Regions from separate parts of the Homo sapiens genome. Here region 1 is linked to region 2. The links are chromatin loops, found by intact Hi-C in ENCODE. Cell type or tissue: IMR-90. All regions are shown on one strand. Links, peaks and the distances in the headings refer to the core of each region. The heading gives the core; the rest is flanking DNA.

Region 1 (8,587 bases), core at 246-8,245, 100 kb after region 2:
ATCTCCTTGTGCTTCCCACAGAGAGAAGGGAAAAGGAAAAATTTTGAAAGGCACCAGAGCATTCTGTTCTTCTTAACAAGGGCTGCATTCAAGATACACTAATCACAGCTGGACCTGCTCGGGTTTTATCAGAGCTTAATTGACCTGGGTAAAGAGAAGTGCCCAACCCCAGCCCACTCCAGCCGTCGTGTCCCACCTAAGTGGGGTGGGGGGACTGAAAAGAACCTGTGAAGTTCACAGTCGAAAAGCAAAGCAAAAACCCACTTGAAGTTAACTGAGATCTAATCTAAGACTATAAAATGCCTCCCCTTCCCCTACACCTTACCACCGCATTACTAAAGGCCCATTTACAGCAGTTGCTTTCACCCAGTACAGCATATTCAGCTATCAAGAAAAAATTACAAGGCATACTAAAAGGCATAAAACACAGATTGAAGAGATAGAGGAACTATCACAATCATTTAAATATGGCAGGGATGTTAGAATTATCAGACTGAGAATTTAAAACAACTATGATTAATATGCTAGGGGCTCTAATGGATAAAGTAGTCAGTATACAAGAACAGATGGTCAATGTGAGCAAAGATATGGATATTTGAGGAAAAAAAAGAAATGTTAGAGATAAAAACACTGTAACATGTGAGGAATGTTTGATGGGCTTAATAGTAGACTGGATGTGGCTGAGGAAGGAATCTCTGAGCTTGAAAATATCTCAGTAGAAACCTGCAAAACTATAAAGGTAAAAAAAAAAAAAAAAAGGAAAAAAACCGAAACAGAATATTCAAGAACTGTGGGGAAACTACACAAGGTGTAAGATAGGTATAATATGAATACTAGAAAAAGAAGAGAGAAAGGAACAGAAGAAATATTTGGAGGAAATATTTGAAAAATAATGACTGATAATTTCCCCAAATTAATGTCAGATACCAAACTACAGGTATGGGAAGCTCAAAGAATACCAAGAAGGATAAATGCCAAAATCTACACTAGGCCTATCATATTCAAACTGCAGAAAACCAAAGATAAAGAAAAAAAATTCTGAAAGAAGCCAGAGGAAAAAATACTTAACCTATAGAGGAACAAAGATAAGAATTATATCCAACTTCTCCTCAGAAACTATATAAGCAAGAAGAGAGAAAAGTAAAATATTTAAAATGTTGAGAGAAAAAAACACTAACCTAGAATTCCATACCCTGTGAAATTATCCTTCAAAAGAGAAGGAGCAATAAAGACATTCTCAGACAAAAATTGAGAGAATTTGTTATCAGTAGACCTGCTTTGGAAGAAATGTTAAAAGAAGTTCTTTAGAAAGAAGAAAAATGATATAGATCAGAAATGCAGATCTACATAAAGAAAGGAAGAGCATTAGAGAATAAATAAGTGAAAGTAAAGTAAAAGTTTTTCTTTTTCTTAACTGACCTAATGGATAATAGTTTGTTCAAAATAGTAATAGCAATAACATATTCAATTATATCCACTTATGTATGTATGTGTGCATATATATATGTGTATATTTATATTTATATTAAGCAAAATGAATCACAGCAGTGACACAAGGGATAGAAAAGAGGACTTGGGAGTATTTTGTTATTATAAGGTACTGCAAACCTGTGAAGTGGTATAGTGTTGTTTGAAGGTGGACTTGGATTAGTTGTAAATATACATTGCAAATTCAAGGGCAAATCACTGAAAAATATTTTTAGAAAAGTATAACTGATTCCCAAGAAAGGAGAGTAAATAGAATCATTTAGAATGCTCAAATAAAACCACAAAAGTCAGAAAAAAAGTGGAAGACAAAAGTAGGAACAAAGAACAAGGGCAACAAATGAAAAATAATAACAAATATGGTAGATCTTAATTTAACTATATTAGTAGTCACTTTGAACATCAGTGGTCTAAATACACCAACTAAAAGACAGAAGTTGTTTGAGTGGATCAACAAACAGACTCAACTATACATTGTCTATAAGAAACCCACTTTAAATATAAAGACACATCATATAGATCAAAAGTAAAGGGATGGAGATAGTATATCATGCTATCGCTAATCAAATGAAAGAAGAAACAATTTCAGACAGCAGACTTCAGAGCAAGGAAAGTTATAAGGGATAAAGAGGGACATTACATAATGATAAAGGGATCAGTTCTCCAAGAAGATGTAATAATCCTTAATGCATATATCTCTAACAACAGAGCATCAAAATACATGAGGCAACAACTGATAGAACTGCAAGAAACAGATGAAGCCACTATCACCATTGAAGACTTCACGACATCTATCAGAAATGGGCAAATCCAGCAGAAAAAAAATCACTAAGGATATACTGATGAACTCAATAACACCATCAATTAATTGGCTGTAATGGACATCTATCTACTATTAATAATTTTTCCAACAACAGCAGAATAAACATTCTTCTCAAGCTCACATGGAACATTCACCAAGACAGAACATAAAATACACTTCAACAAATTTAAAAGAATAGAAATCATACAATATCTGTCCTCAGACTACAATGCCATTTAACTAGAACTCAATAACTGAAAGATAGCTGGAAAATCTCAGAACACTTGGAGATTAAACAACGTATTTCTAAATAACAAATGGGTAAAAGAAGAAATCTCAAATTAAAAATATTTTGAACTAAAAATGAAAACAAAACATCAAAACTTACGGGAATCAGTAAAATCAGTGCTTAGAGGGAAGTTTACAGCACTGACTGCATGTATTAAAAAAATAGATCTAAAATTATTTAAGCTTTTACTTTAGGAAACTAGAAAAAGAAGAGTAAATTAAGTCCCAAATAATAATAAGAAACAAAACTAAAACAAAAGAAAAAATAAAAAGGAAGTATAGTAGAAATCAATGAAATTGAAACAGGAAATCAATAGAGAAAAATCAATGAAGCCAAAAACTGGTTCTTTGAAAAGATAAATAAAATTGATAAGCCTCTAGCCAGGCTAAGAAAAAAAGAGAGTGGATGCAAATTGCTAATAGTAGAAATGAAGGCGGGGACATCTCTGTAGAACCCATGGAGATTAAAAGGATAATCAAGGAATACTATTAACAACTCTATGCTCACAAATTTAATAACCTAGATGAAATGGACCAATTCTTTTAAAGACACAATATGCCAAAACTCACAGAAGAAGAAATAGACAATCTGAATATGTCCACATCTATTAAATAAGTGGAATCAATAATTAATAGCCTTCTGAAATAGAAAGCACCTGGGCCAGATGGATTCAATGATGCATTCTATCAAACATTTATGGGAAAATTATACCATCTCTACAATGTCTTTCAGAAAATTGAACCAGAGGGCCTACTTCCAATTAGGCCAATGAATGAGTTTATTCTAGGCCAGAATTACCCTAAAACCAAAACTAGACAAATATATTACAAGAAAAGAAAATTTTAGACCGGTGTCTCTCTTGAATATTGCAAGAATTGCAAAAGTCCTGAACAAAATATTAGCAAATCAAATCGAGCAATATATTAAAATAGTTTTATATCACAGTCAAGTGGGATTTATCCCAGCTATGCAAGTTTGAGTCAACATTTGAAAATCAATTAATGTAGTCCACTATATCAACAGACTAAAGAGGAAAAATCAGGCGGTCACATTGATAGATGCAGAAAATGCTTTTGACAAAATTCAACACGGATTCAGGATGAAAAATCCTCAGCAAACTAAGAATAGGGGTAACTTCCTTGAGAAAGAACATGTATAAAAAAACTTGTTGTTAACATCATTACTTAATAGTGAGAAATTAGAGGCTTTCTCACTAAATCAGAAACAAGGTAAGGATGTTCCCTCTCCCAATTTCTTTTCAACACTGCAGTGGAAGTCACAGCATGCAACAATACAAGAAAAGGTATACAATACAAGAAAAGGTATACTGATTGGGAATGAAGAAATAACGCTGTCTTTGTTCACAGATGACATGATCATCTATGTAGAAAATCTGAAAGAATTGACAAAAAGACTCCTGGAACTCATAAGTGATTATAGCAAGTTTGCAGGACACGAGGTTAATATACTAAACTCAATCACTTTCCTGTATACCAGCAATGGACAAGTGGAATTAGAAATTAAACACACAGTATCATTTACATTAACACCCACAGAAAATGAAATACTTAGGTATAAATCTAACAGCATATGCACAAAAATCTATATGAGAAAAACTATAAAACCCTGATGAAAGAAATCAAAGTGCTAAATAAGTATAGAGATATTCCATGTCATAGATAGGAAGACTCAATATTGTCAAGATGTCATTTCTTCTCAACTTATCTATAGATTCAATAAAATCCCAATGAAAATCCCAGCTAAAGTTATTTTGTAGATATTAACAAACTGATTCTAAAGTTTATATGGAGAGGCAAAAGACCTAGAATAGGTAGCTATCACAGTATTGAAGGAGAAGAACAAAGTTGGGGAAGGCTGATATCAACTATATGACATTCTGGGAAAGTAAAAAACTATGTAGACAGTAATAAGATCACTAGTTGCGAGAAGGCTGGGGGAAGAAGTGGCGAATAGACAGAGCAGAGAGGACTTTGAAGGCAGTGGAACTATTCTATGTGATACTATAATGGTGGATACAGCTCATTACACATTTGTCCAAACCCGTAAAATGTACAATACAAAACTGAACTCTAATGTAAACTATAGACTTTGGGTAATAATGATGTCATTGTAGGCTCATTGATTGTAACAAATGTACTACTTTGGTAGGGGTATTGATAATGGGGGAAAGTTATGCATGTGTGGAGAAAAGGAGTATCTGGGAAATCTTGGTACATTCCTCTCAATTTTGCTGTGAATCTAAAACTGACTAAAAAATAAAGTCTTACCAAAAAAAAAAGACGTCCATGCAGTATCTGAAGTTGAACGACACACACACATATCCTCCTCCCAGCCACATACACAAACACGCTCCAAAATGAAGTCCCAAGAGTGGCATGAGTTTTTTTTTTAAACTGGAACTCATTAAGAGTATGATTAATACTCATTATTTTCTTTAAAAAATGGAGTCTATTTTATGTTGCTAGTTTCTAGGTACATTATTAAGAATACTTTACCTCCATCTGCTGGAAATTTTAAGCAATTACAAGTTATCTTGGTCCTTTTTTTCTGAAGGTATTCAATTATCTTCAAAATGTATGGGATAAAAAAAAAAATGTAAGGGAAAAACCTGTCTTTCTGTCCTGAATAATGTTTCTGACACTTCAACATGTCATATTATATCAATTAAATAAAAGAACGACAAAATTACCAATGACTTTTGAATTAGATAATTGCTCTGATTGCTCACATGTGTATCCCATTCTCTGTTCAGATCAGAAATCAGTACAAACTGAATATATTGGATAAATATTGGTTGAACTGAAGAGTGGTTCATCTTGTAACTTTAGTAAGGTTATCCATCTCTAAACCCCCATACTTTCCAAATGTCCTCAAACTTAGGTTCACAGTGCCCTTGACACTGTTGTTGGAGATTTTCGATGTACTTCTAATTTTAAACATTTTTTCCTGCATTTTGGAATTCATATTTGGAATTCCCAGACCAGACCAGCATTATTTTCTCTAACTTTTCATTTTAGTCTCAGTAATGATGATAGTAATAGCTAACATTTATTTAATGTTCTTACCATGTGCTAGGGATAGAGTGATATATAAATATCTGTAAAGCAGGCCATTGTCTCTGTTTACAGAAGAGCTGGAGTAACCTTCCCAAGACAAAAAAGTTAGCAAGTGAAGGAGCTGGCTTCATCAAGTTTTTGTCACTTAGACATTTACCCCCTAATTTTCTTACTTGCTGAATGCAAAGGTTGTATTTTATATGTGGCTAATATGAATTCATAAGGATCGACAACACATACTAAATACCTAATATATGTCAGGCACCCTCCTGGGGCTCTGGTGGAACAAAGATAATTCAAGCACAGTCTCAGCCAAAGATAGTTACATTCTAGTGCTAGATGAAGAAAAGAAAGCAGCAAAAGAAAACCAAAACCAAAATCACATGTGGCTAGTGCACTGGTAGAAGAACACGTGAAGTGGAGTGAGGACAGAGAGGAGATGTCCTTCACCTGGAATAGGAAGGCAGAAAGGGCTTCCCAGGAAAAATGATGCATGAATTGAGGCTTAAGTAAGGTTAGGCAGATGGGGAAGATCATTCCAACCTGAAGAGACTACCTATGTGAAGGGTTGGAGGGGTAGAAGTCCTGCAGTGTGTAGATAGTGTACTGTGGTTAGAGTGAAGGATGGCTTTGCATAGCAGAGACTGGATATGCGGGCAGGAGCCAGATTGCACAGTGCCACGCACAATGAGTTAAAGAGTTGGCTAACTGGTGTAAGATTGTTAGATTTCATATTAAAATCATATTTGGAGTTATTTGCATATTATGTAATTATGCTACATTTTTAGGTGATGTTTTACATAAAGACTGAGAGTGAATAGGTCAAGAAGTTGTGTTCAGCTGCAAGTGACAGATCTGCGATTTTTCGAGGCTTAAGCCTGCGGTATGGTTGCGCTACTGCACTGGTCTAGAACAGACCATTTCCATTGTAGTCTCTGTGACTGGGGCTCCCTGGAGTTGTGCAGCGTGCAAGGTGTTTGGTTGTAAGCGGTGGCCAGGGAGCTCCACAATGCCATCAATCACCTGGACTTGATCTTTCCCCAAACATCCTTAGTGAGTCCTTTATTCAATTCTCACAAGATGGCTGCCGCCCCTCTTGCATAGTGTCCGCCTCCTGGGTTGGGGGAGGGTGAAGGACAGAGGTGCGCCACAGTGATAAGCACATCTGACTAACCAGACCGTGTCACATGATTGTCTGGGCTGCAATCAAACTTCAGAAACAGTTTTTCCTCCCAGCATACTGCCCTGAACAATATCAGATATATATGAACTTGAAGAAAAGGAGAGGACATTGGGTAGACTGTAGCAGTACATACTACACATACTACACACAGTATCAAGCTGCAGCCATTTTTGTTTCTTCAAAGAGAATATTATTTCAAATCATTTTCATATTTATGTTTTCAAGCAAAAGTTATGTATGCTCTACAAATTTCTTTCTAAGCTTTGATATTATTCTTGTTAAAAATCTGCTTTTCCTCTCATATATATAGTATAGATATTTAATCTTTTGGTTTCTTCTTATTTTAGATAAAGCGTTTCTGTCTCTAGCTTCAGACACTGTGGAACCAACTATACTTAATGCCACTAACACTAGCCTCACAATCAGATTACCTCTGGCCAAGACAAACCTCACATGGTATGGCATCACCAGCCCTACTCCAACATACCTGGTTTATTATGCAGAAGTTAATGACAGGAAAAACAGCTCTGACTTGAAATATAGAATTCTGGTAAGATTGGAACTAGTGGTCTTTGTCTTTTCACAAGATGTTCTTTTTTGATATAAAATTATGAGCCATAGTAAAGTATTTCCTATATGTTCTGAAATGGACTAGTACGCAACTTTTTTACAGCTAATGATTCATCAAAACATATTGTGTTCTAGTTTTCTTGACTGGGAGTAAGTTAAGCTTCAAGGAAGTATATCAACTCTTGCCCATTGATGGATTGCCATGGTAACCGTTTTCTGAGTGTCCAGAAAGAATTGGGTTTATTCCCCTCCCTGATTATCTAATTATCCTCAGAGAGAATGATAGAGAATTATTTTTGCAGCCTATGGAGCAGACTGAAGATTGAAGAGTAAGAAATGAACTGGACGGAAAGAACATTGCCTTATACCTCTTCTCCACAGCATTTATCTAATATAAAAATTGTACATTATATTTTGTCTTTTGTTTCCTATGTGCAGAGAAATATACTGCTATGCAGATACTGTTTTTAGTCATCATTGTATGCCTAGCACCTAGCACAGTTAGTGGCACTGTGTAGGCATTCACTAACTATTTCTTGAATGAATTGGCACTATTCATTCAATCATTGAAATGATGAAATGTATTCATTAGTATTTCAGTTGTCTTAGTGATGGAATCACATATATCCAATATTTTGCTTTGTGCTTGGCTTTATTTAGCCTGTTCAAAAGGTGAAATTGACTAACTGTTGGATGTTAAACACTATATGTTTTCCCATAAAGTGTATGTGATTTTTCATTCCTTCCTTAATTTTGTCTAATTAACCCTTTTTACACATTTCTAAAATAAGTAATTTCAGATAGATCATTTGGCTGGCCAAGATTGGACTTGGCAGCACTGGTCATGTCTGTTATTAAATTTAATCTATCTTATTGTCTTCTCATTGATTAACAGTGGTCTAAGACAGTGGTTCTCAACCTTGGCGGCACATCGAAGCTTTAAAAAAAAAAAACAAAACACTCTGCATCTAGGCTTCACCCCAGATAACTCAATCAGAATCTCTGGCAATAGAACCCAGGCATAGTAGTTTCTTAAAACTTCCCAGATGATAGCAAAGTATAAACAAAGTTGAGAACCATTGGTCTAAGGAAAGTCTTTTTACTCTCTTAAACTTTATTTCTAAGAGTGATTAGATACTATAAAAATATTTTATTGTATTCACATATGTGTCACATGTTTT
Region 2 (8,587 bases), core at 391-8,390:
AAAGTGAGCAAATACTAAATAAATGCATAAAAGTGCTTACTAAATAAATGGAAACAAAAAGTGGCTCTAATAAAAATGTTGCAATATTTTCTCATCAATAATTGAAAAGACAAATGATTCCAAGTTCATTCATTCATTTGATGTTTAATTTGTGCATCCAACTGTCCATCCATCCGTCCATCCGTCCATCCATCCATCCATCCATCTTTCTACCCACGCCTTCTTTTAAAAAATACTTTTTAAACACCTTCTCTGGTATGGCATGTAAGAGGATTTTAAAACAAAACAAAACATTACATAAAACACCAATGGCATCTCCAAGAAGGTAAACATCAACAGCCTAGTTATAATTCTTGGAGTGGATATTTTGGGGTAATATTTCTCAAGAAAAAAGTCATAAAGTTGATTTATACAAGCCAAAGTAAATTATCTTGGAAATTAAAATTAGAGATAGAAATTTGTATTTCATGGCCTTACCCTGGAGGATCTCAATTTAATAGATTTGCATACATAGTTATTAACTGTGAGTTCTTGATCAAATTATTTTTTTCAGTGTTGGATTCCTCATCTATCAGAGAGAGATAATGAAACCTACTTCTCAAACTCATCAGGAATATTAAAATATTATACTTGAAAGCCTTTGTAATTCTACAGTGTAGTACAGTTCTGAGGTCACTTTTACAGGTATTTCTTTCTTCCTTTTATTTTTCGAAACAAGGTATCACTCTGTTGCCCATTCGGGCATGCAGTGGTGTAATCATAGCTCACTGCAGCCCCCACCTCCTGGGCTCGGGTGATCTGGGACTACTGGCATGCACCACCACACCCAGCTAATTTTTTGTATATTTTGTAGAGACAGGGTTTCTTCATGTTGCCCAGGCTGGTCTTGAACTCCTGGGATCAAGCAATCCACCTGCCTTGGCCTCCCAAAGTGTTGGGATTACAGGTATGAGCCATCACACCCAGGCAAATTTTTGATGTTTTGTAGAGACAAGGTCTCATTATGTTGCCCAGGCTGGTCTCAAATTTCTGGATGCAAGTGAACCTCCCACCTCGGCCTCCCAAAGTGCTGGGATTACAGGTGTAAGCCACCATGCCCAGCCTACAGGTATTTCAGTGAGGTAAAAACACATTTTCAGAAGTACACAAGGCTTTTCCTTATTTTGTGCAACCATTGTGTTTGCACGATGGTTAATGATATTTTGTTCTAATGTAAAATCAGTCAATGTTGGTAAGCCAAGATAAATCCATATCTAAATATTTGGTCTAGTTGATTCTAGCATAGGAAGGAGTGCTGGAATTGAGGAAGGGTGGACAGAAGAGAAGGAAACTGCTGCAATGTGGGGTGAGAAAACAGGAGTGGGAAGTGAGAGATGGTGTGGAGTGGTAGCTGTACAGAGCTGGCCTTACCATAGATTGTTTTATGCTGGCGATCATTCTGGGGCTGATTCTCTCAATCAACCTGAGGACCCATGGAAATTTTGAAAGTACACATTAAAATTCTAGAATGTTAATTCTAGAAGAGAATGCACCATTATACATTCCAACCCTTTCATTTTTGGATGAGGAAATGATAGCAGAGATGTTAAGTGACTTGCCCAAAGTCACATAGTGAGTGGCAGGAATATATGATAATTTGACAGTTGTTTTGACATGGGACCATTTTAGAGTCCTAAAAAATGAGTTATTGAACTTTTATCTGTTCTTAGTTTTAACTAATGCGTGCAACAGACTTGAGTGTCATCCTCTATATAACTAAATCACCTTAGTGTTAGGCTCAAGGAGGGGGCTGGGGTGGGTGAGGCACAGACACTTGCTGCCAGAGCATGTGTAACCAGCAGTCCTTTGTTCACCATACCTGCTTCAATCATTGTTAGGAAACCTAACAATGTCTATTACAGGTAAGACAGGTGATGGTGGGAGGGATATTTGGACCACAATGTGCTGATTCCCATCTTCACTTCAAACTGCTCAGAAAGCCGTGATTCAATTTCATAATTTCTCTCATTGCTGGGTGTGGTGGCTCATGCCTATAATTCCAGCATTTTGGGAGGCCGGGGTGGGAGGATTGCTTGAGCTCGGGAGTTCAAGGGCAGCCTGGGCAACATAGTGAGACCCTGTCTCTACAACAAATAAAAAAAGTAGCCGGGTGTGGTGGCATACACCTGTAGTCTCAGCTACCTGGGAGGCTGAGGCTGGAGGATTGCTTGAGCCCATGAGGTCAAGGCTGAAGTGAGCCATGATTATACCATCCCACTCCAGTCTGGGTGACAGATTGAGACTCTGTCTCAGATAATAATAATTATTATTATAATTATAAATTATCTCAGTACTTTGTATCACACACTACACTTAAAACTATCAAATACCTCTATAATGTTAGTTTTGGACAACATTTTTGCAAAACTTTAAAACTGTATCTTCCGCCGGGCACAGGTGGTTCATGCCTGCAATCTCAGCACTTTGGGAGGTCAAGGCAGGAGGATTGCTTAAGCTCAGAAGTTCAAGACCAGCCTGGGCAACATGGCAAAACCCTGTCTCTACAGAAAAAAAAAAAAAAGCACCAAAAATCAGCCAGGTGTGGTAGCACGCACCTGTAGTCCCAGCTACTCAGGAGGCTGAGACAGAAGGATCACTTGAGCCTGGGAGGTGGAGGTTGCAGTGAGCTGAGATGGCATCACTTCTCTCCAGCCTGGGTGACAGAGTGAGACTGTCTCAAAAAAAAAAAAAAGTATCTTCATTGCCTTAAAAATTACAAAGGTAATAGATATATGGAAATTCCAAACAACATAAAAATGAGTAAAGCAGAAAAAGCCTTGAAATGAGGCAAGTTTAGGAAAGGATAAGAGTCAGAGATATCTATAATAAAAAACCACTGATGACACTTTGATGGAGGTCAAGTGTTCTGTCTCAGTAGTCCTAGGGCAGGGGCCACAGCTGTCCAGCTTTCTAACTTGCATTAGGACTCATGTCACTGCCTTACTGCTTCTTGGGTTAGCTATATAGGTATTTCCCATACAAGCCTCTGTCCTCCCTTGTGTAAAGAGCCCCAGGACAGCAGGATGGTTCAGTGGAAAAAGGTCAAGGTAAGTATCAGGCCCAGGTTCAAACCTTGCTCTGCACTGAGTAGGTCACTGAGCTTTCCAGTTTGTTTCTTCATTTGCACCTGTGGATAAAAACCACAAGGATTAGACAGCTAGCTTTGGTAGTAAGGAGTTCAGTAAGTGGAAGCTATTATGATTACCACCCTCAGGTAGTTCTAGTTTGAACTTCAGGACCTCAAAAATAGTAACTCAGATTTTCAGACGTCAGCATAGGCAGCTCCAGGGGAAGTTCCTATGGACAAACCTTAATGAGCTCAGAAAGCTGGTTTTGCATGCCGGAGCAACCAACAACAGACAAGTTGCCTTCATGGGCCTTTGAAATCTGTTACAAAGTTGAGCAACCATCCCAAAAAGAAACATTGAAGATTTAGTTTTCAAAAGCATCGTTCATCTCAGAAGAGTGCTTGTATCGCCTATTCTACCAAACAGGATGTTGTTATGTAAACTTCAGGATCTATTGAGAAACTCTCCAAGTGGGAAGTCCCTGGCCTCGTGGGAAAAGAGAGTAATTGTATTAACTAATTAGCAAAGGATCACTTCACACATATCAGGCAATACTATTTAGAGAAAGGATTATTTAACTCAGACTAATACGGGAGTTTTCACACTCCTAGGTATATATTTTATGCCTCAAAGATCCTCTGCAGCAAAAGTATTGCAGTCCTGGAGGGCACTTGTTAATATTAAAAACAAATGAAAACAACTCAGATCAATCTAATTGTTATTATCCAGTAGTTTTGTTTAGAAGAGTCACAGAAGTAGGCATTTAGATTGTCAAAACAAAAGTTCATAGAACAGGGTAGATAATTTAAACATGTGCTATCTTAGTCTCTCCTAGATTAGATTTTCATTGCCTACATGTTTGCCTACATGTTTGCATATCAGCAATGCCATCATAAATGTCTGAATCAACGTGGCTGAAAGAAACACCACTAAGATTGAACTGAAGACTCCTAGAAGAAAACAGATAACAGCAGAAATAGCCCTGAGAGATCAAATTGCTTTTTATTCCATGGACATCATGATTTGACACAGAAAGGTTAGAAAATACAAATATATATCACTGAGTTCAAATTTAGTTTGTGTTTATCTTTCTTTTGCTAAATTATCTTTGCTCAGCTGTTGAGCCTATAGTGCCTCATTATTAACAGAAGGTGAAAGCTGGCCTGGGGTGCCAGTTACAAACCATAACAGAGAAGCTGTTTTTCTCAGATATTTCAGTGTTGTTTTTTAATCATGTAAGTGGCTGGTGCATACATTTTCCCTTACCTTTAATCACATGAACAAACTAAAATAACTTCTAAATTCCAAGTCTGTTGCTGTTTGCTAGAAAAGGTATACATTTCCCCAGGAGGGAAAAAGGAGTCTAGAAGAAAGGAAAAAAGAATCTAGAAGAAAAAAATATGCAAAATAAATGTCAGGCTTGCAAACACTGGGTTTATGCTAATGGAGCCAATGCACATTAAAGGTCATTGTTTTCGTGTCCATTTCCCTGAGGGTAGATATCTGCTAAGGATGCTGTCAGAGTGGGTCCAGCATTTGATGAGAGGTTGTGCTACGATCATACTTCCTCACTTTAAGGACTTTCACACACTCATGTGTTGGGATTGACCGGAAACCATATACAAGTAATTTATTTCTAAAAATCAAGGATTGAAGCCAGGGAGTAGTTAATTTAAAAATAAAGATTTGAGATTACCCTTATAATGCCCCTTAAAGTCACTCATGTGAATTTCAATATTCTTTCTTAAGTGAAGGGAAAGAGGTGAAGTTGCATTCTATTAAATGTCACAGGCATATATAGCACTAGAAAACATGACCTGTGTTTTTTTTTTTGTTTTTTTTTGGTGAGAAAATGTCTGAAAATACTGAGTTGTGTGATTTCTAAGGTTTCTATGATTCTATAATTCTGTCAAAAGCATTTTTAAAAACAAGCTCCGAAAAAGGCATCCAATTTGTATTTCTTGTCTTTACCCTGTGGTTCAGATATATCAATAGTTAGCCATAAGTGGCTGTTTATCAATATAAAATAAAGCAACTGGTTTCACAAGTAGTTGGTTGGTCTTACCCATTTTCCCATAAAATCGCATAGTTCAAATAAAAGATGAAGTTTGGTTAATTTAGCTTTTACTTCAATTCCGAGTTTGTAGAGTGTTACACCGCCACCCTGTGGACATAAGTTTTTCAGCTTCTAGCAAGGCTTTTTTTCATTTTTTTTTTCTTTCTTTGAGACAGGGTCTTGCTTCCGTCACCCAGGCTGGAGTGAAGTGGTGCCATCTCTGCTTAGTGCAAACTCTGCCTTCTGGGCTCAAGTGATCCTGTCATCTCAGCCTCCCAAGAAGCTGGGGCTACAGGCCCGTGCCACAACCCCAGCTAATTTTTGTATTTTTTGTAGAGATGGGGGTTTTGCCGTGTTGGCTGGACTGGTCTGAAATTCTTGGGCTCAAGCGATCCACCCACCCCAGCCTCCCAAATGTTGGAATTACAGGTGTGAGGCACTGTGCCCGGTCCCAACAAGGCCTTTGAATATGTAACTAGTATTCCACTTAAAAAATATGCAAGGCAAATAGCCTCATCGATTGTAACTCTAAAATGAGTATATATGAAAATGTTAGGCATTGTTCACTAAAAATTAAAAATAATTGTTTCCTGTTAAATGAAAGTATGGAAAATGATGGTTACTGCATAAGTCAGTTTCTTTAAATATAACCATACCTTTACCAGAAACCAAAAAACATCCCAGGAAATAGACTTTCTAGAATTGTCTTCTGAGCTAAATTCCAGTCTAGGATGATCAACTGTTCCATTTTTCCTGGGACAAAGTTTTCCCAGGACTTTAAGGCTAAAAATGGGAAAGTTGTTGGTAAACTGGGCAGAGTTTCTACATATGACACACATATGGCTCTTTTGCCCAGGGATTTTAGCCTTTTTTGCTTCTAGCAATTTGTTACAGACTTATGGGAGCTCACAGTAACCCTTAGGGTAAAAGGAAAGTCTGATGAATTAAAAGTGAATGGATCTAATGTTATTAGCAATATTATTTATTATAGTCAAAAAGTGAGAACAATCCAAATGTTTGTCAACTGCTAAGTGGGTGAAGAAAATGTGGCATATTCATATAATAGAGTATTATTCAGAAATAAAATGGAATGAAGTACTGACACACGCTACAACCTGGATAAACCCTGAAGACATTGTGCTAAGTAAAGAAGCCAGACACAAAAGACCACATATTGTATGATTCATTTATATGAAATGTCCAGAGTTGGCAGTAAAGACAAAGTAGATTAGTGGTTACCAGGGACTGTCGGGAGGGGGAATGAGGAGCGGCTGTTAATGGGTCGGGGTTTCTTTTTTTTTGGGTGATGAAAATGCTCTGGAATTCGATAGCAGTGCTGGTTGCACAACTGTAAATATACTAAAAGCCTCTGAATAGCACGCTTTAAATAGGTGAACTGTATGGTATATGAATTATATCACAATAAAGCTGTTTAAAAATAAAGTAAATAGATCCTTGGTGTCATGTTTTCATTGCAGCAGACTGTCAGCAAAAGGGATGATGAGTAGAAAGGCAGTATATGAAAAACTAGTTTATTCCTCAACATTTCCATGATTAATTACTTTCAGGTCTATAGACTATAGAATCAATTAACTTGGAAATGATTTAAGAGAGTAAGGAAGCCATGAATTTCAGATGCAATGTTTGGCTATATAGAGATTTGGAGATGTAGTGTCAGACACATCTGGGTTTTACCTCTGGCTCAATCAATCAAGCGTCAGTTTCCTCGTCTGTAAAACAGATTTCATAATTGTGCTCACTGAATTGAGCATTAAGGATTAAAGGAGTGGGGATCTTGAGCGATCTGGTTGGCCTTCCAAGGCAGGATTACTGTGACTGTTGTGCGTGCACACTCTCCTTTTCCTATTATTGCTGTTGTTTCCTGTTTTTGCCAGGTACAGACCAAGTGCTGAGTCTGGGTGAAGGAGAGAAAGCTTCTCCTCTCAGGCGATGCTGGCTCTTTGTCCCTTGGAGAGTGGCTCTGGTCTGGCTATGTTGATAAATTCCACAGAGCTGCTATTCATCAGAAATTCAAATCAGCAGATTGTTACTGGGAGAGCTTTCTACCCTAATCTCCCTGGAAAGGCAGGGTTTCAGGCGTCCTGGATCGCAAGCAGCTCCTGAGGTGGGATGAGGGACAGGATGTGATGTTTTCAAGAACCTTCTTTCTGAAGGACTTGCTCCTTTCTTCTTAGACCACTTGTTCTTCCTTCATCTTTGTTTTCTTCCAGTTAGCCGTTAGGCATCATTTTATTTCATGATGCACAGCACCTCTCTTGTCCTATATTTAAAGCAGGCATTCTCTAGTGCTCCAAAGCATGGGCATTTAGCAAAGGCTTTAAGTTTGAGCAGCAAGCCATTTCAGTTGCTTTCTTTTAGATCATTCCTATTTTTCTCTGTATCATCAAATCATCTCTTCTTATTTAAATTTTTTATTTTTATTTTTTTGATACATGGTCTCCCTCTGTCACCCAGACTGGAGTCCAGTGGTGCGATCATGGCTCACTGCAGTCTCAACCTCTTGGACTCAAACGTTCCTCCCACCTAAGCTTCCCAAGTAGCTAGGACTACAAGCATGCACCCACCATGACAGACTAGTTTTTTAAATATTCTGTTCAGATGAGGTTTTGCCATGTTGGCCAGGCTGGCTTTGAACTACTGGGCTCAAGTGATCCTGCTGCCTTAGCCTTCCAAAGTGCTGAGATTACAGGCGTGAGCCACCATGCCTGGAAAATCATCTCTTCTTTACCTTCCTTGGGCTTCATAAGCCAGGATGCCAGTGCCTCTAAGGTGCTGGTTATCACAGTACTGGCACATAGGATGTGCCTGTTGAATGCTTGCTTGAGGTGGGCAAACTGTTTAATTTATAATAATCAGCCTTTGGGGTGAAGACAGAATTCTGTGCAGTATTTTTCAAGTCCCACATCACTGCCTTTTTCTGTTCTTCTGGATGTTTTCCTCCCTCAGTATTCCCCTCATCCAGAGTCTCTGAGGGGGTGACTTTGTGGGAGGAATAAAATGGAATGTTTTTAAAGTGACTTAGCATGGCTTAACTATGATACCTCAAAATTGGCATCACCGTACCACTCATTTTTTGTTGCACTTGAACCAAAAGAGTTATACGAAGTTACAAATGTTAGGGGAGTTTGGGCCAAGCATTTCTGGAGAGGAGTTTCTGTGTGGGAGAACAGTCATAGTCTTAAATGGCTGAATCAATTTCAGGAGGAGAGAAGCAAGAAGGGCTTCTGGCCACTACTGTCTAGCCTAACGCTCAGGGAGGGAAGGGGGTGGCAGTGCAAAATTTGGAAATATTCCTTGTTCCTCCTTCCACAGGTCAGAAGGAAGTCATGCAGAACTCACCTGCAAGGGATCCAGAGAGCTCGACAGGCGGCTGAATTTAATTTCACAGAAGAATGAAGAAAAC

What was found. A loop is a pair of places that touch in the nucleus more often than their neighbours do. Peaks named below come from ENCODE experiments on the same cell type or tissue, not always from the same donor. Only the 100,000 strongest peaks of a DNase experiment are listed, where the experiment ranks them.
Region 1: a loop joins it to region 2, with 5 times the contacts of the local background. A loop is called at or near these places in 36 of 110 quality-filtered maps.

The regions. Positions count from the first base shown.
Region 1 is chr6:117,342,859-117,351,445 of GRCh38, reverse strand. ROS1 (ROS proto-oncogene 1, receptor tyrosine kinase) reads left to right here. Exons shown (of 44, transcript NM_001378902.1): 28 at 7,184-7,386. Among named protein-coding and RNA genes, the nearest start is that of ROS1, 79 kb to the left of the region's middle. In IMR-90, for the core only: a CTCF peak has its summit at 5,091 (motif pointing left); no DNase peak of the experiment used is centred there.
Region 2 is chr6:117,446,721-117,455,307 of GRCh38, reverse strand. No RefSeq gene overlaps it. Among named protein-coding and RNA genes, the nearest start is that of ROS1, 25 kb to the right of the region's middle. In IMR-90, for the core only: CTCF peaks have their summits at 5,272 (motif pointing left) and 6,379; DNase peaks (open chromatin) are centred at 5,247 and 6,397; H3K27ac peaks cover 687 bases.